Linked DNA regions of Homo sapiens: all the other regions are linked to region 1. The links are chromatin loops, found by intact Hi-C in ENCODE. Cell type or tissue: endothelial cell of umbilical vein. All regions are shown on one strand. Each heading gives the region's core, and the rest is flanking DNA. Links, peaks and the distances in the headings are about the cores only. Region 1 overlaps PMEPA1 (prostate transmembrane protein, androgen induced 1). Region 2 has its middle 71 kb from the start of LINC01742. Region 3 has its middle 39 kb from the start of NKILA.

Region 1 (7,144 bases), core at 849-5,848:
TTGCAGGGCTGCATGTGGTGCTGTGCCTGGCACATGGTAGGCATTCAGGAAATAAGGGGAGGGGGGTCCATGCTGCCCTCACAACAGGAGGAAGTCAGGACTGCTTCCCAGCACTTCTATCTCTAGATGAAAAATAGGCCTGAGAGCCACAAAGCCGGTAAGTGAGGCTGCCATGACTGTGACCTGGTATCCCGGTGCCACAGCCACACTGCTCTTTTCTTCTTCTTCTTCAGAGCATGCTAGAGTCAAGGGGAGAGGGACCACTGCCTGTCAGCCCATCTCACTCCAATGAGGCCCTTCAAACACCCACCTCAGCAGCCATGCCCCAAGCCCAGGACACGAAGCTCCACACTGAGGTCCACGCTGTCTGGGAGGAAGGCAGCCTCGGCGTTTGCCGCCTCTGAGTAACCACCTCCCCAAGACATGATTCATACCTGTCTGGGGTCACCCACATCCTCATTCCCTGCAAAGGAATGCAGGCCAGGTGAGGCGGGCAGGCGGTGGCTCTGGGCTGGAGCCCAGCGGGGCTGGCAACAGCGGCTGATGGGCCAACCCAGCCCCAGAGCTGCTGGAGTCTGTCCAGTCTCCAAGGCTCTGCCACTATCCTGGGCCCCCTGGCTGGGGCTGGGACAGACACCCAGGTCTCTGGTACCCGTTACGGGCCCAGATTCAGGTTACAAAATGTTTTCCCCGCTGAAGCACCTGGCATTTCACCGCTAGAGAATCGGACCTCCAGCCCAGCTTGGCCCTTTCACAATCCGTCTGCCCTGCTTAAAACTGCAGGCCTGGCCCGGCGCAGCGGCTCACGCCTGTAATCTTTGGGAGGCTGAAGCAGGAAGATCAATTGAGATCAGAAGTTCGAGACCAGTCTGGCCAACATGGTGAAAACCCATCTCCCAAACTACTAGAATTACAGGTGTGAGCCACTGGGCCTGGCCTAGCAGTACTCCTCTGATTAGCACCAGAAGGATTTTGTGGCTGAAAAGTGGCCTGAGTTTCCTCCTCCCCCTCACCAGACCTCAACTTACCCATCTGCAAGCTTGGGGCTGAGGGCAGCTTAGCGGGCTTAACTCTGCCACACCCTGGAATTACCTGGGGAGCTTTAGGAAACCCAGATGGCCCGGCCCCATCCCAGAGGTAGTGGGTCTGGGGTGCTGCCACAGCCCCTCAGGTGGTGTTAATGTGTGGCCAGGACTGAGAACCACTGCATTTTGAAGAAGGCTAGAGAGGGTCCCTCCAGTCCAGATGTTCTCTGGACTCTCTCCTCACCCCTCCTGGGGAGCTCAGATCCTGCCCAAGCACCTCACTGGTCACAGGGACCACTTTCTCCCTTCAGCTGCAACCTGTTACCGACAATTTCTGCTCCCTCCTGCTCTGAGCCCCAGGGATCGCTGCTGGCACCCTTCCAAGGAGGGAAGTGTGTGGAGGATGGGAGGAGGAGGAAGGAGCAGAGGCCCCCAACCAGCCCATCCCTTAAACCAAGTGACAGGCGGTTCTGAGGCTCAGGGGAAGGTGGGCTCGTCCCTGCCTAGACAAATGAGGCACAGGCTTCAGGAAGAAAGAGGTATGAGCCTGGGCGCCCCTGGGGCTCCAGGAATGCCAGGAAAACCTTGTGTCTAGAACTTTCCCCTTCAACCATGGGCTGGCAAAGGGTCCCGCTTCTCTGTGACTCTCCCTCCCACCCTGTGCCAAGACACTGCAGCCCAAGTTCAAATCCTGCTCTGCGGTGTGCTGGGCAATCCCTGGCAGGTGACTTAGCTCCACCTCCTCCATGCGATGGGGTTGCCATGAGGATTAGTGAGACAGGGTGTGCAAAGAGCTCAGTGAGCACCTGCCACTGTCAGTAGGAATTGCTAGGGTTCAAAAAGCCGCGACGTCACCGGCAAGAACCCAGAAAAACAAGGAGACAAAGCTGTTGGGTGTTGGGTTCATTCCCTAAATACTGACTGCCTCCCAGATTCTCCCCTTTCTTGTCTTTGTTCCTGAACCCCACCCTCAACTCCGCTCTGAGTCTATTCTGGGAAAAGGATCCAGAGCTCATTCTCACTAGAGTGAAAGGGAATGCCGCGAAGCGCTCAGAGCAGAGCTCAAGATTTCTGTGGAGAGAGGCTGGCAAGAGAAAATGGAGGCCTCTGTGCACATTTCCGTTTACACCCCTGATTTTTAAAAAAGGAAAATGACATATTGTCAAGGAACCAAGGAGTAATGCTTACTCCGGGCAGCCATGCTCTTCGGGGAGGCTTGCTCTTGGAGTCACCCTTGGATGCTGCTTCACTGAAGTGTGGGAGTTCCCGCTACATGGTAGCTGAAGTGTGGGGCTGGGCCATCTACAGATGGGGAACGTCCTTAGAACTCATGGAAGGAACTGCCTTGGGACTCACACAGGGTGACAAGGAGGAGCAGATGGGAGTTGGTCCTGGTGGCTGCATGCACCAGGATTTCTGCAGCCCCACTAGTCTTTCAGTCAGCCATTTGTCTGCACAACTTCCAGTTTTCCCCATAAGGATCATCCACAACCCGATGGTCAACAAGTGTCATCACTCAAGCCCTCTCTGAACCCCGACTGGGAGCAGACACTGGGAGTACCACCTCGGTGAGGATCTGAGTGCAGCAAGGATGGAGGGTGCAATTGATTAGCAATGTCTGTTATGGGCAGCAAGTAGGGGACACTGGATGGAATGCCATGCACTCAACATCCCTCATCTATACTTTGGAAGTCACTAGGCAGCTCAATAAATACTGGCTGGATTCTACAGGGTTACTGGCAAATTTCTCCTCCAGTGAACTTTCTCACAGCCATCCAACCAGCAGCTAGACAGACACCAATGACACGCTTTGCACTTGGCCCTAAGCTAGGAGCTGGATATTGAAAACGACCTGAGAGAGACCCTTGTTCCCCGATGCAGAGTGGAGGATGCAGTGCAGCTATGCAGATGGGGAACCAACCAGAGGAAAGCACTGCAGGAAGAAATATTCCCCTTGCAGGCAGAGCCTAGATTTATACGGACAGTTGGAATTTGGACTCATAATTACACCTCTGGGCCATGTGGCAAACAACTCTGATTACCCTCTAGACGGGAGGACAGTGACAATTTAGGGCCAAAGCAACTAATAAAATTAGGCAAAATAAGTGGCACCATGTGTAAGTTCACACAGTTTGGAGAATAATGCAAAGAACGAACAACCGCAAACATCTAATAATTGTCATTGTTAGAGAAATGAGTAGGGAATGGGGCAGAGGCTCCCTTACACGTGAGCCTAAACATTTAAACATTTGTTTCATGGTAGGTCCAGCTGATACATTTTTTAAAGAGGCAACATTCTCTGCATCTGTGGCTTATGACTTGAAACGTCTCTCCAGGTCTGGGGTGGGGGCATCCCTCCCGTGTCAGCCTGCTCAGAGATCAAGATCCATAAACACAGGGAGAGATACACCCGAGATAGGAGTGCATTGAGCTGCGATCTATCCTAACGATCAACAGCAGCAAATGGAGTGGTGTTTAAAGGCTGGTTGGTGTTATTTCATTGGTTATATTCACCCATGTAATTGACACCCTCTCCATCATCTCAATACACCCGCCTCTTTTTCCCATATCATAAACAGATTAGAAAACCAGCTTCCTCCTATGGCCGTGACCCTATTGGCTTCTAAGCTCAGCCCCATATGAATCAGCCCTGGCTCACCGTGATGGCATCTGAAATGACTCAATAACGAGGAGGCATAGACACCAATAAATGAATCATGCCTTCCGCAAGACCAAACCTTTGGCTTTTACAGACACCAATTACAAAGTAGAAAGAAAAGAACAAAGAAATTACTCAGGGTGTTTGCGCAAAGTTGATTCAGACATTTACAGAATTATTACCAACTAAATTGTTTTTAGGAAGGCAATTAGAACTCTGGCCAGCTACAGACATCAGCTCAGCCCGGTGAGGGGAATCTGCGGAACTGGCGCGGCGGGCACCAAGTTCCTGCAGGGTTCCCAGACCTGTGCAAAGCTCCCCGGCTTCACTTTCCACCTTCTTCTGGAAAGCTGTTCCGGACCTTGCAGAAATCCTAAGAAGTCAGCACGTACATATAGAGGCACACACACACACACAGACTTGGCAAGTCTCTGTATTAACTTTTATTTTTTATTCCTTAAATGTAGCAGCCATAAGAGGACATTGAGAGTCTCCCTTCTCTGGGAGTCTGAAGCACATCACTGACCACAACCAAACTCTCACGCCATCTCTCAACTGACATCCACGAGGTGTTTCAGATTGAAGCTCTGCTACCTGCTGTATAACTCAGGGGAATGAAGAAAGGCGTTTGCTGTGGCCCCATGCAAATTCTGAGCCTCCCTAAAGGAAGTGTGGTCTCTGGAATGCATCACCCCACAGGGCTCGAACCGAATCTTGTTGTCTGGGCATCTGAACCTTATGGGACAGCTTGTGCAGTCTGTGGGTGTTGCCCACATCAAGGATGTGCAAGCCTAGTGGGCAGCTTGATGCAAGAAGGAGCCAACCTGAGCTCCGCCCAGCTCACACTCTCGGGCAGCCATCCTGCTTACCACCAATCCCTACTTACCATCGGCACCAACACTCTCGTGGCCATTTATTGAGCATCTACTAGGAATTAGCCCTGTGATAGGTGCTTAAAAGACAATTTGTTTAATCACCTCCGTGCAGTAATTATAAATCCTAGTTTATAAATCAGTCAGCCAAGATCAGGGAGAGTAAGGAGCTGACCAAAGACTCCACATCTAGAAAGCGGCTGAGCTATGTTAAAGAGCCCCAGGACCCCGCCACAGTCTCTCTCCCTGTGCAACTACCAGGTGCCAGGACTGCCCCACAGGCCAAGCAAGGCGTGTGGGGTGCAGGGCAGTCTCTCGGGATTTGGTCTAGATGAGCAGAGGGGTAACTAGGCAACTGAGACCACTGGTGCTGAAAACCTCCTGGGGGAAAGAGCAGTTTGCATTGCTCAAAATTTCTGAAAAACCGATTCAGCTTCCTACTTCTCTTGCTGCCGAGGACATGGCCTGGAAAATCTGATTTCACCTGCCTGGGGGAACCCGGGGCAAAGCTGGGAGAAGGTCAGGCTCACCTGAGCTCACCCTGTGACACACCTGTGGGAGGTGGGATGTCCGTGGTGGACTCCAACAAGGGACCTCAGAGAAGCCTCCCGGCCTCGGCGGTTGGAACGCACATGTTTCGACAGTCCGCGTTTTACATATATCATACATAAAATACAAATGTATATTGTATATACTTGAAGATACGTGGCTCTAAATATAAAAACACACCTTTTTGTATTCTTAACCACTGACACTCAGGCAAATTCATGGCTGGATTTGTCACTTTCATGCTCCCAAAGCCAGTGATGGAACTGGCCCCTCCTGGAGACCTTAAGGACCAGCAGAGACTCTTCCACTCCTGATGCTGATGCGACTTGCATACTGGGAATCCATGACAACCTGTCAATGACAATAGAGGCTGACAGCTGCCACTGACAGACCCCTCCACAGGCCCATGCTTTACCGAACATGTTCGGGGGAACAGGGAAACTGAGGTACACAATAACTCCACTTCCACCAACTGTCAAAATGTTTATTGATCTATTTGGTGCCAAGATCGTGCAACTTTTATCAACACAAATAAGCACTTGGCACAGCCACCTCCCCTGAAGCCCCAAAAGCCTATAGTGGGGGCAAATGATATAGGACAGTTTCTTAAGACTTAAAAGGCAAAGTGGCATCTCGAACCTGCATGGCTGTTAGGTGGTTCTAGCTGTGGCCGTCCAGCCCAAGGGGAGTCTAGCACCACTGCTAAGGAGGATTGCGAGGTGTTTCTTGCTGATGGTGAAGAGTTGGTTCGTGGAGGTCACAATCAACCTTTATCCACCATCCAGATCCCAGAGCCACTGGGGATTTTCAACTTGTTACTAAATAAAATTCTCTTTTCTGCCAGTAGAGCCATTTCCCAAGCCCACTGAAACAATAACAAATGATTTTAGTTAAAAGACATCAAAAAAGGAGCCGGGCATGGTAGCTCACACCTGTAATCTCAGCACTTTGGGAGGCTGAGGCGGGCAGATCACCGGAGGTCAGGAGTTTGAGACCAGCCTGGCCAACATGGCAAAACCCTGTCTCTACTAAAAATACAAAAAAACTAGCCAGGTGTGATGACTCATGCCTGTAGTCCCAGCTACTTGGGAGACTGAGGCAGGAGAATCACTTGAACCCGGGAGGTAGAGGTTGCAGTGAGCTGAGATCGCACCACTGCACTCCAGCCTGGGTGACAGAGCAAGACTCCATTTCAAAAAAAAAGAAAAGAAAAGAAAAAAGAAGACATCAAAAAAAAAAAGAGAAGAAAATCAGACTATAGTTCGAATCTTTCTGACATCCTTATTAGTTTATGGCAGGCACTGATTCCAAGCCACCTTTCTTCCTACCCCCATTCCCATTAACAACAGGTACATATTAGAATGTGCTGGAGCATTAGGAATAGCTGATCACCACCTGATACCGCCGAAGTTGAGTCACAATAGCTGCTTAGCTCGGTCCAGCATATGGCATCTCAACATCACCTCTGAGCAAACTCCACCTTCCTCCGTGAGGACAATAACCCCAAAACACTCCCAGTCTGCAGCAAGTGTGTGCCAAGAAGAATCACCCTAGGAATTCTCCTTCTGGGGGCCTGCAGCAAGCTCTGGCAATGCGTTTTTGCCATTTGATGGCCTTTGGAGGACTAAAGCCATCACTGTGAAACCTTGACCACCCAGGGCAACTGGAGCGGGTGCAGGGGAGGTGGGTCTGCATTGACTTCTGTACCTGCCCCTTAGCTCTAGAAGAGAGGGCAGGTATGAAACTCGGGCACAGTTTCCTGCCCCCAATAGTGGAAACTTTGGAGCATTAAAAATCACATTTTGTACCAGAGGTGCTTTTCAGGTAACGGTCCTGACAACCCCATAGAACAGATGTCATTCTTCCTTCCACCTCACAGAGGGTCAACTGGAGACTCGGGAGGATACCACGCTCACCCCCAGAATGAAGGTCTTCAAAGCCTGTATCTTGACCACAAGAATCTGGAATCTCTTGAAAGTTCACCTGCCCACTTCCTCCCTTCATCCAACGCACATGAGACTCCTACCAGGTTCAGGGAC
Region 2 (7,144 bases), core at 996-5,995, 380 kb after region 1:
GGAACGTGCCCACCATGGAACAAAAGCTTCCTGCACCCCCTGAGGAATCAGCACCCTGCCTGGTGCCCTGTGCATTTCCTGCGCTGTTTTCTCCACACTTCCACTGCCACCAGCCTGGCTTGGGCCATCATTACTCCAGCCTCTCCCCCTGCACTCCACTGTCCCTTCTCCAGTTCACAGCCAGAATGATGCTTTTAACATGGGAATCTGAGCCTGTTGCCACACAGCCCAAGAACCCTTCCCTTCTGAGCCTGCAAGCCTGCATGACCTGGCCCAGCCCCAAGAATCTCATTGCTCCCTTTTCCTCCCTCTTGCTCCCCCAACAAAAACCCTTCTCAGGACCCTTGCCCTTGAGGTGCCTTTGCCTGGATGGCTCTTCTCCAAAACAGTCTCCCAGCTCCTCTCTCCCTCACTTTCTTCCAACCCTGCTCAAATGCCACCTCCTCTAAGCAGTCCTCCCTGACTGCTCAGGCAAAACACCACCACCACCACCACCACCACCAGACTCACAACTCTCCACCCCCTTACCTGGTCTTACCTTTCTTTATAGCACCTTTCTCTGCCTGACAGCCATCGCACTGTGCGTAGATTCATTTATTCACTTCTTGTTCACCTCTCTTATTTAAAAGAGAGCATTGTGAGAACAGGGACCATGTCCATCTAGCTCACCACTAAACCCCAGTGTCCAACACATAGGAACATGGCAATCAATATTTGTTGACTAAATTAACTCCCATCTAAGAGATGAAGTGACCGGGACTTGGAGAGGTGAAAAACACCTTCGGAAGATGAGCGTAGACCCTGGCTCTTCCCCTTACCTGCGGGGGTCAGATTCTTTCCCAAGTCAAGACAATGGTGACTGCCATGCAGACTCTGAGACCCTGACCCAGGCAATGCTCAGAGAATGACTTCGCACAGGTTTATTATGTTTGGCAAGAGATAATTAACCGTGTCCCTTGTATCAACAGCCTTGGATAAAGAGTGGCCCCAGCTCTGCAAGCACCCAGGCAGTTTTGCAAACCAGATTATTACTTCATATAAATATTTAATGAGGCTTGCCCTCTAGGTCTCCCTTCCTGGTCCATGATCATTAAATATAATCTTGCAGCCAAAATTCAAACTCAGCTGTCTTGGGTGGGAGGAGGGAGAGTTCAAACCTACTGAAGACCCTGGTTAACTTTAAACTCAATAGCAGATGAAGGGGAAAACAGCACAGAAGGGGGGAAAAGGGAGGTAGGGAGGGAAGAAGAGAGGCATGACAGGCCAATATTTCTAAAAAGCCCCATTGGACACTGTAGTGTAGCAAATGGTGTCCCCCAAAATTCGTGTCTACTGGAACCTCAGAATGTGATGTCGTCTGGAAATCGGGTCTTTTCAGATGTCATTAGTTAAAATGAGGTCATACAGGATTAGGGTAGATCCTAAATCCAATGACTGATGTCCTTATTGAAAAAAAAAAAAAAAAAAAAGGAGAGAAGCCAGAAGGCCACGTAGAGACAGCAGTGTTGCAGCCACAAGCCAAGGGCCACCTGGAACCACCAGATGCTGGAAGAGACAAGGAAAGACCCTTCCCTAGCTCTTCTGGAGGGGGCACGGCTCTGTGTATACCTTGATTTTGAACCTCTGGCCTCCAGAACTCTGAGATAATATATTCCTGCTGTTCTAAACCAGCCAGTTTGCAGTAATTTGTCACAGCAGCCCCCAGGAGATTCATACAGGCTCTCTGGAATTTTCTCCAGGGCACTCCCCACCCCCAGAGCCTCTCCACCAGAGCTAAGTGAGGGCCAGGAATGGGAGCATGTGGTGGTTTTTGAGCAGGAGGCCCAGGCTCTGTGGCTGTGCCCTGAGCTGCCTCAGTCTCCCCAGCCACCCCTCGGCTAGCTTGGCCCTCCAGAGCCAGCTGACCCTCTGGGGGCTCTCAGGGCCCTGGCTCCATGTCACCTCTTTGCTTTCCCTTCCTCTCAAAGTCCTCTTCTTGAAATACCAACACGTGAGCTTCCAATGATGCTTCTTGGGCTGGAATCAGGCCGCACTGCAGGTACACTGAGGGCCCACCATGTGGGGTCAAGAGTCAAATTCAGGGAGACCCTGTACACAGCAGGGCCATCCGTATCTCTGACTGCCCCCTGCAACTCCCCGTGTTCCTTCTCACTTCTCACCCCCGCGATGAGAGGCCTCATCCAGGACAGCCTGAGCAGCCCAGCACCCAGCAGGGAGGTTGGCTGCAGGCAGGGGTGAGGGCCTGGGTCCGCACTGTGCTGCCCACATCTACTGTGCCCAGGAGCACCCCAGGCCCCCGCCCAGGTGCAGGCTTTGTCGCAGGAGGCATGTGGGGCCTGAGGTCCTGCGTTGCAGGCAAGCTCTCTAGTGACGTAAGACATGCTTGGCAGGACAGCTCGGGAGAGGCCTCTCTGTGCCTTCATCCCTGGCCAGCTGGTCTTCCTGAAGGGACCACATGCTCCAAGGGCGGTGGTGAATAAATATACCCTAAAAGGTCGAGAGACAACCTCCACGTGCACAGGCTTTAACTTGGATTTACTCAAATAGGGAAGCCTGTTTCTTCTCTAGCAAAGGACAGAGCCACAGTGCAAACAGCCTAAAAGATAAATGAGCATGGACACTCTCAACAGCAAGAAGAGGACAGGCAGGTGGGGGAGAGGGAGAGCAGCAGTGCGTCTGGTGGACCTGCATGACTCCAACCAGTATCACCAAAAGCACTTCCAGACTAATCCATAGGTGAGCAAATCTGAAGAATCTATCATCTATCTCCCCAAAAGAGAGAAAAACTAACATTAGTTGGGCACATACTATAAGCTGTCATCCTCCATTGACTCATTTCATACCTACGAGCACCCTCTGAGATGCATGCTTGAATCTCCATCGTACAGACTGGGAGATGGAAGTTCAGAGAGGTTAAGTGACTTGCCCAAGGTCACAGAGCCCACAAGTGGCAGGATTGACAGTTCTGTTTCTTTCTTTCTATTACATCACAGGTTTTGAGAGCCGACCAGCTTCCAGGGATCATCTCCCACCTGGAATGAAGTTAAGAGAACAGGCAGGAAAGGGAAGACAGGGTGAACTGGCCAAGAAATCCCTAATTGTGTAAATTACCAGACAAAGCTCTTCAGCCCCTTCCTCATGACTCAGACATGGAGACAAAGGACAAATGAAAGGGAGGAAATGTCTTTGCCTCCCTGGAAAGGAAGGAGACCCACCAAGCAGAAAGAGAGGGAGGAGGGAAGGGACAGCTCAGTGGAGCTGCAGTGACCAAGCGGAGTACAGCGGGGAGAAATCCGGAGACATTTCCCAGTCTTGCCAGAAATTCCCAATCCCATGCATTTTCTCCTGCAGGGGAGGAAAGGGGGTCACTGCTTCCCCTTCCCGTACTCTGCAAGGTTTAGGTCCAATTGGGTCTCACAGAACTTGATGGCAGGGGGAGTGGTGGGGAGCAGTCACGGCACCCCTGCAGAGAAACAGCTTGGGAAACTATGCCAAACTCTGACCTTGGGGGTAAGCCCCGCCTGTGTGACTCAGTTCTCTCATCCTTTTTGGAGTAGCCTGGTGGAGAGCCAGACCAAGGCTGACCACGCTCCAGGCTCTGGACTCAGAACTGGGGCTGACATAGCCAGCACTTCCTGCCTGTGTGGCCTTGAGAACTCAGCTCAGTCCCTCCATGCCTTGGTCTCCCCATTGTTGGGAGGAGGTGGCAACACCCTTGCCTGATCGTAGCACTGTGAACCTCGAGCCTGAGGCTTCTTTGAGCCCTGAGCATCCAGTACTCGGCAAGGACTTCCGTTGGTGGCATTCTTACTTCCTCCCCGTCGCTTTAGAGGGAACTCATTCATCCCCAGCTGAAGTGTAAAAACCGACTTTGCCCAAACCTAAAGAAGTGAAAGTGGACAAACAAGGAGTGGCCCCCAAAGGGACCTTCCCTTCCAGATAGGAGCTTCCATTCAAGACACTGTCCACTCCCCACTGCTGGAGAACCCCAGCCCGGGGGTGCCCAGGGCCCCCTTAAACAAGAATTATCCTCCAGAGGCGTAATGCTCGACAAATAAATGGCTCAAACACTTCCTATTTTACCCCAAAAGACAGTTACCACCAGAATAGACCCAAACTGTGAGCTCCAGAAGAACAGAAAATGTGCCCATCGTTCCCTCTGTGAATTGCCAGCAGCTATTAGCACAAGCGTCTGGCGCCTGGGATGCCCTTGGTAGGAGGGGCTTGAATTTAGGAAAAAGTGAATGTTAGGGCTCAGCTCAGGAAGTCCCAGGAGATCATAAAAAGCAGATGATCATGCTCTCTCCGGGAGGCGGAGCTTGCAGTGAGCCGAGATCGCGCCACTGCACTCCAGCCTGGGCAACGGAGCGAGACTCCATCTCACAAAAAAAAAAAAAAAAAAAAAAAAAGAGGGGGGTATTCCCAAATGCTCCAGCCCTGATCGTTCCTGACAGCTATGGAAGGAGCACAGACCAGCCAGGGCCAGAACCTTGGTTTCCAAGGGCAAACCCTCCTCATTAATTCCATCCCTTCAATGGAACTGCACTTTATCTCCTCCTGCAGAAAGGAATCCATCTCGATGTCAATCAGCGTGGCGCTCGCTTCCGACGGACTCACAGCGCAGCTGAGAAAGCTGGTCCGATGCTCCGTTAATGCGGCACTTTAATAACAATATCACTCAGATCTCAAACTGCTTAATTAGATTTCACTCATTGTCATCACTCGCCTCATTTGAACTGCTCGTTTATAATTTATGGTCTTTATGCATTTGGTTGTTCATTTGTAAAATGGGAGAAAACAATCACAGGGCAAAAAGCAAAGCTTAAGAAATGGATTTGACTTTTCCCAAGGGCTGGTGTGCTGCAGGGCTGAGCAGCAAGGTCAAAGGAGGAGGATGCTGGATGTGTGGTTGTTTACTGTTCCTGCCTGCTCAGTGTCCTTCGTCCCTTCTCCTGGTAAGAGCTCCTGGGGTTTCCCCCAGATAAGGATCCTCCCCAGCTCCAGGCCTTTGTGGTTGGTTGAGCCATTCTTCCACCTTCAGAAGGCATCTGCCAGCAGCAGCCTCCACCATCAGCTTGTTCTGACTCCAGTGGACTCAGTGATTGTTTCAAAAATAGGCACCTGACCCAAAGCAGTCCAATGACAGTGAGCCCTAAACATTTGCTGTAATTACAAACCTGCATGACTCCAAACAGCAGGTGAAGGGGAAAACAGCAGAGAAAGGAAGAAGGTCCCTCCTTCCCTTGGAACTTCCAAGGGGTCCGAGGGAAAGTCATTCCCTTGGGAATGATCCAGTTGGACGTAAACCTTGCAGAGTGCGGTGAGGGGGAGCAGTGACTCCCTTTCCTCCCCTACAGCTGGGGAAGAGTCCTGCCTCTTGCTGGTGGAATTTCAGTCTGTACAGTGTGGGGGCCAGCCTCCCTCCCACAGCTGGGTGGGGTGAGCTGGCTGAGAACCAGCTTGAGGAAGCAGAACAAGGGAATTCCTGGCGACATTTCTGAGCACCTGGACTTAGTTATGCCTGAATCCAGGGGTGCTGGATACTTAAATTTTGTGAGTCAACATGTTCCCTTGTTTCTTTCAGCCTATTTGAGCTGAATTTCTTTCACCAGCAATGGAAAGACATTCAACTGACAAGATGTGATGTCAGAGATCACCTTCATGAGAAACACCATAGTCACTGATTCTTCTACAAACCCAATTTGCGATGCATTTCTAAACATTAAAACCGTGAATAGTGCTAGAGTGATATCAAAGATGCCATTTTGAATTCATAGAGAAGAGTGGGGTTTCCTCTGGCCACCTTACCCCACATTTCAACATCACCCCAGCCCCACCATGACATAACACATTCCCTTGCCCTACTTTTTTTTTCTCCTTGGTTTTTATGCTCGAACATACTAAATATCTTACTCATTTGTTTTTTGTATGATCTGTCTCTCTCCACTACAAAATCAGCTCCCTGAGGACAGGAGTTTTTCTATGTTTTGTTCACTGATATGTCCCCATGTCAGTGGAACTGAGACATAGTAGTCCTTCAGTGGACATTTGTTGTCTGATTGAGTAAATCAAGCTGTTGTAGGAACTACATTCAGCCACTAGTAAGAGATGGAAGGCAAGCAATGTGGGAGTTTCTTTCTCTTATACGTCAATCTGGAGGGTTCGGAGCTGGTGTGGAGACGCATGGTGTTCTCTGGAACCCAAGTGCCTTCTGTCCTGCTGTCGCCCTGTCCTCAGCACACAGATTCCCTCCTCAAGGTCTTCTCATGGTCCAAGATGGCTGCTGTTGCTCCAGCCACATCATCCGCATTCCATGCAAGAAAAGGGGATAAAGAGACCCTCTCAAATGCTTTCCCTGAAGAGAAAACAACTGCTACCTTCGCTTCATTGGCCACCCCAGCTGCAAAAGAGGCTGGGAAATGACATCTTTTAGATAGGCACATTGCCATCCCAATAAGATCAATGTTCTACTACTAAAGCAGAAGGATGGAGATGGAACTTGGAAAGCAACTAGAAATCTTTGTTGGGGGCAAAAAGAAGCCATGTAAATGAGAAAATGATAGTACTATAGAGAAGAAAACTACACAGCCATTAACAATCAGGTTTTTAGAAAACTCTGACTAATGCTAGAGAATACCTATGATACAATGTCACATGAAAAAGGTGGACTCTAAAACTACGGAAGACCTCTATTTTTGTAAACACACTTCCCAACCACACACACACACACACCAAAGACTTGAAAGAAATATACCACCACATTCATAGCATTTTCCTCTAATTAGGCAGTTACAGGTGGCTTTTATTTTCCTTTTATGCTTTTTTTCCCAGAGGTTTTCGACAAATATATGTTGCTTAAAAAAAATTTTTTTTGAGGAGTCTCGCTCTGTAGCCCAGGCTGGAGTGCAGTGGCATGATCTCAGCTCTCTGCAATCTCTGCCTCCCGGGTTCAAGCGATTCTCCTGCCTCAGCCTCCCAAGTATCTGGGATTACAGGTGCCCGCCACCACACCTGGCTAGTTTTTGTATTTTTAGTAGAGACTGGGTTTTACCATGTTGGCCAGGCTGGTCTCGAACTCCTGACCTCTGGTGATCCACTTGCCTCAGCCTCCCAAATTGCTGGGATTATAGGCATGAGCCACCAC
Region 3 (7,144 bases), core at 853-5,852, 51 kb after region 1:
GGAGCATCACTTGAGCCCAAGGGTTCGAGACCAGTCTGGGCAATATAGTGAGACCTCGTCTCTACAAAAAATTAAAAAATTAGCCAAGTGTACAGGTGTGTGCTTGTAGTCCCAGCTATGCAGGACACTGAGGTAGGAGGATGGCTTGAGCCTGGGAGGCAGAGGCTGCACAGTGAGCTGAGATTGCGCCACTGCACTCCAGCCTGTCTCCAAAAAAAAAAAAAAAAAAAGAAGTAAAAAGCGACAGGCGAAATTCATCTTAATAATATATTTAAACTTTAAAATTATGTTTAACATAATATATCCAAAATATTATAGTTCCAACATGTAATCAAATAGGAAATTATCAATGAAATATTTTACTTTTCTAAAAAAATACCAAACTTGTGAATCCCAGCATATATTTTATAATGACAGCAACAGGTCATTTTGGAATAGCTGGATTCTGGGTGCTCAATAGCTACTCGTGTCTTGCTATTGCCATGTCAGACAGCACAGATCCGGATAGATTGCACCACTGTGTTTGGAACTCATTTCTTTCTGCGCCTCAGTTTCCTTAGTTGCCAAGGGCGCATCATTAGGTGGGTCTGGCAGGGCCATTCCAGACTCCCTGAGACAGCGTGCTTGATGCATGGTAATTGGCAAGTCCATCACTGTCGCCAGATTGGAATCGCTGCCCTGTGCATGCCAGCCGGGTGAACCTGGGCACGTTCCCCCTCCCCAGCTCAGGATGTGGAATGCACCTGCCAACCACCACCTCACAGGCTGCTGCGGGGACCAAAGGAGATGCGGGCAGGGGGAGGGTGTCGTGCGGGCAAAGGACAGGGCATCCCGTACGCACAAGTCAGCTGCTGGTGTTCACAGGGCTTTGCTTTCACTCTGTAATGCCTGCCCCCTCTGGGGATGTCTTGGATCTCCCACTTGAACATGGAGGCAGTGACTGTCCATCCTGACCTCTCAGTGTTAAGACTCTGGGAAGTATCATTATCTCTTCATATTTATAGCCCCTAGAACTGTCCCTGGTATGCAGTAGGCACTTAATAATCATTAAATAACTGAATGAATGAATGTACGAATAAATGAATACCTATGTGAAAGGAGCCATTCTGCTGTCTTGTCCTTTGGGAAGGGCAGAGATTTGAAGCTGGGTGGGGACTTGGGGGCTCCTCCTACCTTTGCCTGATGGGCTCATGATCTGCTGGGCGAGACCACTCAGGCCAACTCTTAAAGCCCAGAGCCCCTCGGGATCTGCTCTAGTTCTACCAAGGGGTTTCACCCTCCCTGGTACTGGGCTCTGGGTGGACCAGAAGGTCTGTGTACTCCCAGAGGGGCCAGCAGAGTGGCCTGTGAATGACCTCTCCCCCACCCCCACCCCAGCCAGGACTGTTTACTCCTAATACATTAGATTTCCAGATGGGAATCATTTGGGCAATCGTGCACTTTTATATCCTTGAAAGGAAAAGAGAAAATGGCAATGCTTCCCTTTCTGCCCTTCCCCTCAAGGTCTGCCAGGATGACATCAGACCCCCAACCTCACCAGGGGGCTTCCTCACCAGGGGTTGGCGGGGACCAGAGGGGCAGAGCTTTGAGGGAGGCCGGAGAGAGGGCCTGCCCCTTCCCCTGCTTCCCAAAAAGGAAATCATGAACTTGGAAATGTTGGAAGCATGTCCTCTGTTAACCTTCTGCACACCTCAGTCGTCTGCACTTCACCGTCATACTTTCTGCCATGTCTGGCTGCCACTCATACTATTTCTTCGCTTTTTTCTTTAAGATAAGTTAACAAAGTTTTTATATAGCATTAAAAATGTTTTCATTATGGAAAATTTTAAATACATACAAAAGTGGCCTGAATAATATAATGTAATCTAATCTAATACAATATACTCATAATATATAATGTATGTATTATATATAACATGTCATATTAAATGTTGCAATATAAGATACAATATTTGAAATGATATGTAATATACCCATCACTTCGCTTCAAAAAGTGTCCACTCGTGGCTGATCTTGTTTCTTCCATGTCTTCACTCGCTCCTCCACTGCAGATTACTCTGAGGCATACCCCAGAAATCATGTCTTTGCATCCACAAATATTTCAGTATCTCTCTCCCTCTGAAATGTTCGACTAACTTACAAAACTTAATTTGTCTTAAAAGTGAACTCTGTATCACTACCCTAAGAGGAAATCTGGGTAACTTTCCAAAACTAGATGGAAAAATAAACACCGCGAAAGTAAAATAGTGTTACCCATGTCTACGTGAGCGTGAGCCTGCTCTCTTGGTTCAAAAAAGGAATCCAAGTGCTCAGGGAGTGTTGAGGACAAGTTGGCACCCAACTGAGACTTTCTCCTTCACAGATAATTAGGAAGGGTGAAAGACAATTGGGAGGGGAAAACTTTCTCTCTGTTTGGTTCGTTGTTACCTGATACTGAACCATAACCTCACTCCTACCGGCACGTCTGCCCGGGGTGCCGGCCACTCCTGGGTGCCACAGCTGCAAGCATAGGCACCCACGGGCAGGGCTGGCTTTCAGGGACGTGCTGCTGCTGGTGCAGGAGGCCCGCCTGGGTTCAGATCCTGGCGTAGCCCTTCCTGAGTATGTGAGCTTGGGCACACAGCAAACTCCCCGGCCTCAGTTTCCTCATCAGGGAAATGGGGGCAGGAGTAGTGGTACCACGCATGGCTGTTGTGAGGCTCACGAGATATTCCAAGTATAGAGTTTAGAACGGAGCGTGACAGAGCAAAATCTCAATGAATGGCAGCTGGTGGTGGTGTTGTTTTTATTGTTATTATTACTAGCAGCTAAGTAGACATCCCGATTTCTTCCAAAGTGTCCCCTCAACAGTGGAGCTGGAGTTACCTTTTCTCCCTGGTCTTCCTGGTGGGGGCTAAGTCTTGCCCTTTCTCCTGCCCCAGGCATTTTGGTTTCTGAATTCCTGGAACTTTGCACCGCAGCATCGGGGCTCTCATGATCCCCTGAGCCACTTAGCCTGCCAGCCTGTGAGTCACCTCTGTCTACTGGGGAAAACCAAGCGGCCCAGAAAAAAAAATTCCAGACTCCCATGGGCGTCCCCAGCTGCCTGCTGCCGGGATGAGCAGCGCCACCGCCACCCCCATCCCTGCCAGACAGCTGGGCAGGCTGCCAGGTCCGCGGCTCACACCCAGGATGGCAGCAGACAGCTCCACTGGGCTGGGCTCTGCGTGTGTGTGCGTGTGTGTGTGCGCGCGCGTGTGTGTGCACGCGTGCGCCGCGTTCTTTCCCCTCTGCTGGCCTGGGTTGTTTCGCTCTGGGCTGCGCATTCATTTTTAGATTCCGGCCTCCTCCCTCCCCGCCATCTCCCGCTTCTATTCTTAGAAAGCAAACTGGGGTGTGCTTGGGCTTCGCAGGGAAGTCAGACAGAAGTTTGCCCACGTGCTCCGGCCGCCTGAGATATGGAGTTAATTAAAAAGGAGGCTTTGAGCGGCAGGTTCATTGGCCGGAAACGCAGCTGGCGGGGGCCAGGGCGAGCCTGGGGTGCCCGGCCCCCCTGCTCTAGGTGGACTTGGGGAGCTGAGTGGAGGCTCTGCCCAGCCCAGCTCCCAGGGCCTGAGAGGGCAAGGCTCTTGGGAGGGCCTGCCCTGCCTGGATGGGTTGGGGTGGCCGTGAGTGTTGGTTAAATATGAACTCTTCAAGCATGTTGAGCTGCTGAGAGATTTTTAATTAGATAAATAAATTGTAAAGGGTTTGGAGGAGGGTTGCCTTCAGGAAGCTGAGCTGGCTGAAATGTGCTGTCTGCGGAAGGAAGCCGACCTTCCTCAATGCCAGCCTGGCAGTGCAAGGGCAGGAAGGCAGGGAGAGAGGAGAGGAGGGAGGGAGGGGTGAAGGGAGAGAGATGGGAGGAGGAGGAGGGTCTGGGGGTACTGGAGTGTCTCAGTGTCAGAGGCGTTGGAACCAGAGCGACTCCATCTTGAGTGAGGGCTGGAAAATGAGGCCGAGACCTGCTGGGCTGCGTTCCCAGAAAGTCAGGCATTCTGAGCCTCTAGATGTTTATGGTTAAGGAACAAATTAATAATGTTTACTAAACAGACCCAGACTTGGGAGTGTCCAGATATCCTGATATCTGGAGAACAAAGGCATTCCTAATTTTACTTTAAAGATAATAATATCGATTCTTGTAAAATACAGTAATTAAGAAAACTAATCCTTTATCACAAACCCTCGTAGCAGAGCACATCTGCCCATATATACAAGCATTGTACCTAGGGTGGACGCGTTCCTCCTCTTACTTTCGGGAATGTCCTCCTCTGTCTGTGGAGTAGCTGTCCTTTCACCACTTGACTTTCTTAGTAAATTTGCTTTTACTTTGCACTGTGGACTCACCCTTTCTTGCGCAACTGCGATCCAAGAACCTTCACTTGGGGTCTGGATGGGGACCGCTTTCCTGTAACAGCAGAAGAGAGTGAGCAGCTGGAAGGAAATGTGCCTGAAGAGAGGGGGAGTGCCTGGTTGAAGGAACCAGCCTGAATGGGTTCAAAATCCTGGCTCTGAATTTTCCAGTTGTGTAACCTTGGTCACAGCACTTAACCTCTCTGTGTGCCCATTTGCTTATCTGTGAAATGGGCACGTTTATCATAATGGTGCCCCTCTTTAACTTAAGACAAAGGGCTTCAGCAGCATCTGGCACAAAGCAGGGATTATGAAGTCACCCAAATTTATGTCTGCAGCAGGGAACAGAGGAAAAACAGAGGCAAGGACCCTATGGTGTTTAGAGACAATGGTTACCCCTCTCTGTCTTAGCCCAGCAAATCCCAGCGGCATTGCACGTAGGAAGGGGAGGCAGCCCTATCAGGACTTAATCTTCTTGGAGAAGAAGCAGGTGAGACCAAGAGGGTTCCTTCTCTGGGGCTGATCCTCCATTGACTGAAAGAGATACAACATTCTCTGAGAGCTCAGAAGCCTTCTCCTCCAGGAAACATTCCCTGACAGCCAGCTCCGTGCAGTGGCTCCCTCCTCTCCCCTTACCATACATCGTACTGTAGGACAGTGTCTCTCTCTTATTTAAAGTTGTGTGTTTTCTTACTTAAGACATTTTCACAAGTATTGTGCCAACACATTCTCATTATAAAAAATTAAAAATTTCAGAAGCCTGAGGAATAAAATGAAGAGGTCTTATCCCTCATTCTACACCCTTCTCAACAGTTTGATATGTAACTACTCCTTATATGCCATTTTATTTTGTGCATACATGTGATTGTAGTATACATATTAGGTAAACCAAGTGAGCTTCAAAATAATGTCTTGATATCACTTCATGATGGTGCTTATTATAACTTATTGTTTTATTTTTAATTTTTATAAAGATTTTCCTCAAACCTATGGTATAGACATACAGTAAAAAAAAAAACTGTGCAAAAGGATAAAAAGTGAAAATGAAGTGTCTTGACAATGCTGCCATTTCTCTTCCCCAGAAGCAAGCCTGCTGCCGATTTCTCATGCATCCTCCTGGAGCTGGTCTGTGCACATACAGGCACGTGTTGTGTCTCCACCCCCCCTTTCTCTGTGCACGTTAGTAGCAGCACATACTATCTATGCTGCCCAGCTCCTAGCTTATTTTCACTTAACTCTGCATCTTGGGAGATCATTCCTCATCAATACAAAGCACAGCAGCCTACTTTTTGATGGCTCCCTAGTATTCCTTTGTACAGTTGGGCCATAAGTTATTTAACAGCCTAGTGCTGGGTGTGGGGATTTCCAAGCACATCACCACATCCTTTGACATTCCTCCCCTGGAAACTTAAGGTCTATATTCTCTCCCTTGAGTGTGGGTGGGCTTGTGACTGCTTCAGCTAACACAGCATGGTGGAACTGAGTCCATCTGGTTCCCTGGTAGGTGGCAAATGGCCAGAGAGCTTCTGCCTTGTCTGCTGGGCCACTCTGAGCTCGCCATGCTGTAAGGAAGCCCAAGCCACACAGAGGATTTCTGTGGAGGTGCTCTGTTCCTCAGTACTGGCGGGGGCCAGCCTACCAGGTTCCCCGAGCACAGGCACCAGACGTGTGCGTGAAGAGGCCTCCAGAAGAGTCTTTGGCTGTTTGAATCATCTCAGCTGAGAGCCTGAACACTGTGAAACAGAGACAAGCTTGTGTTCTGTCTGAGTTTCCTATGCATAAAATTGCTAGCAAAATAAAATGAGTGTCTGAAGCAGCTGAGCTTTGGATACTTTGTTACCCAGCAGTGCATGATCAGATCAACGGGCTTTAGCGTGTCCTTGTCCACTTTACTAACTGGCCTGCCTTGTCTGTGATTCTTTAGAATAGGGATTATCTATTGATTCTTTTAAAATTGAGGTGAAATTCACATAACAAAATTAGCCACTTTAAAGTGAGCTACTCAGTAGCATTTAGTGCGTTTACAATGTTGTGCAACCACCACCTCTATCTAGTCCCAAAGCACTGCATCCCCCTAAAAGGAAACCGTAGTCACGAAGAAGTTGCTCCCCATTGTCCCCTGTGCCAGCCCCTGGCAACGGCAAATTGACTTTCTGTCTCTACCATTTTGCTTGTTAGGAACACTTTGTATCAACGGGATCTTGCATTGTGTGGTTTTTTTGTGCCTGGCTTCTTTCACTTGGCACAATTTTTTTTTTTTTTTTGAGATGGAGTATCGTTCTGTCGCCCAGGTTGGAGTGCAGTGGCACGATCTCAGCTCACTGCAAGCTCTGCCTCCTGGGTTCCCGCCATTCTCCTGCCTCAGCCTCTCCGAGTAGCTGGGACTACAGGCACCCGCCACCACACCCGGCTAATTTTTTTTTTTTTGTATTTTTAGTAGAGACGGGGTTTCACTGTGGTCTCGATCTCCTGACCTCGTGATCCGCCCGCCTCGGCCTCCCAAAGTGCTGGGATTACAAGCATGAGCCACCGCCCCCAGCCTCTTGCACAGTGTTTTGAGGTTCGTCCATATTGTAATATCTATTAATACTTTTTTTTTTTTTTTTTTTTTTTTTGAGATGAGGTCTCATTCTGTCACCCAGGCTGGAGTGCAGTGACCTGATCACGGCTCCCTATAGCCCCGACCTCCTGGGCTCAAATGATCCTCCCACCTCAGCTTCTGGAGTAGCTGGGACCACAGGTGCTTGCCACCATGCCCTGCTAATTTTTGTGT

What was found. A loop is a pair of places that touch in the nucleus more often than their neighbours do. Peaks named below come from ENCODE experiments on the same cell type or tissue, not always from the same donor. Only the 100,000 strongest peaks of a DNase experiment are listed, where the experiment ranks them.
Region 2: it touches region 1 in a loop (4-fold over the local background); 8 of 110 quality-filtered maps call a loop at or near these places.
Region 3: a loop joins it to region 1, with 10 times the contacts of the local background. A loop is called at or near these places in 7 of 110 quality-filtered maps.

Annotation. Positions count from the first base shown.
Region 1 is chr20:57,694,731-57,701,874 of GRCh38, forward strand. The region is part of intron 1 of PMEPA1 (prostate transmembrane protein, androgen induced 1); the gene reads right to left. Among named protein-coding and RNA genes, the nearest start is that of PMEPA1, 12 kb to the right of the region's middle. RefSeq lists enhancers at 1,585-2,117, 2,998-4,197. In endothelial cell of umbilical vein, for the core only: no CTCF peak of the experiment used is centred there; a DNase peak (open chromatin) is centred at 3,691; H3K27ac peaks cover 1,719 bases.
Region 2 is chr20:58,071,183-58,078,326 of GRCh38, forward strand. No RefSeq gene overlaps it. Among named protein-coding and RNA genes, the nearest start is that of LINC01742, 71 kb to the left of the region's middle. In endothelial cell of umbilical vein, for the core only: no CTCF peak of the experiment used is centred there; DNase peaks (open chromatin) are centred at 3,189 and 3,569; H3K27ac peaks cover 1,596 bases.
Region 3 is chr20:57,745,673-57,752,816 of GRCh38, forward strand. No RefSeq gene overlaps it. Among named protein-coding and RNA genes, the nearest start is that of NKILA, 39 kb to the left of the region's middle. RefSeq lists enhancers at 1-124, 2,001-2,860, 2,861-3,718. In endothelial cell of umbilical vein, for the core only: no CTCF peak of the experiment used is centred there; DNase peaks (open chromatin) are centred at 3,069 and 3,729; H3K4me3 peaks cover 329 bases; H3K27ac peaks cover 1,972 bases.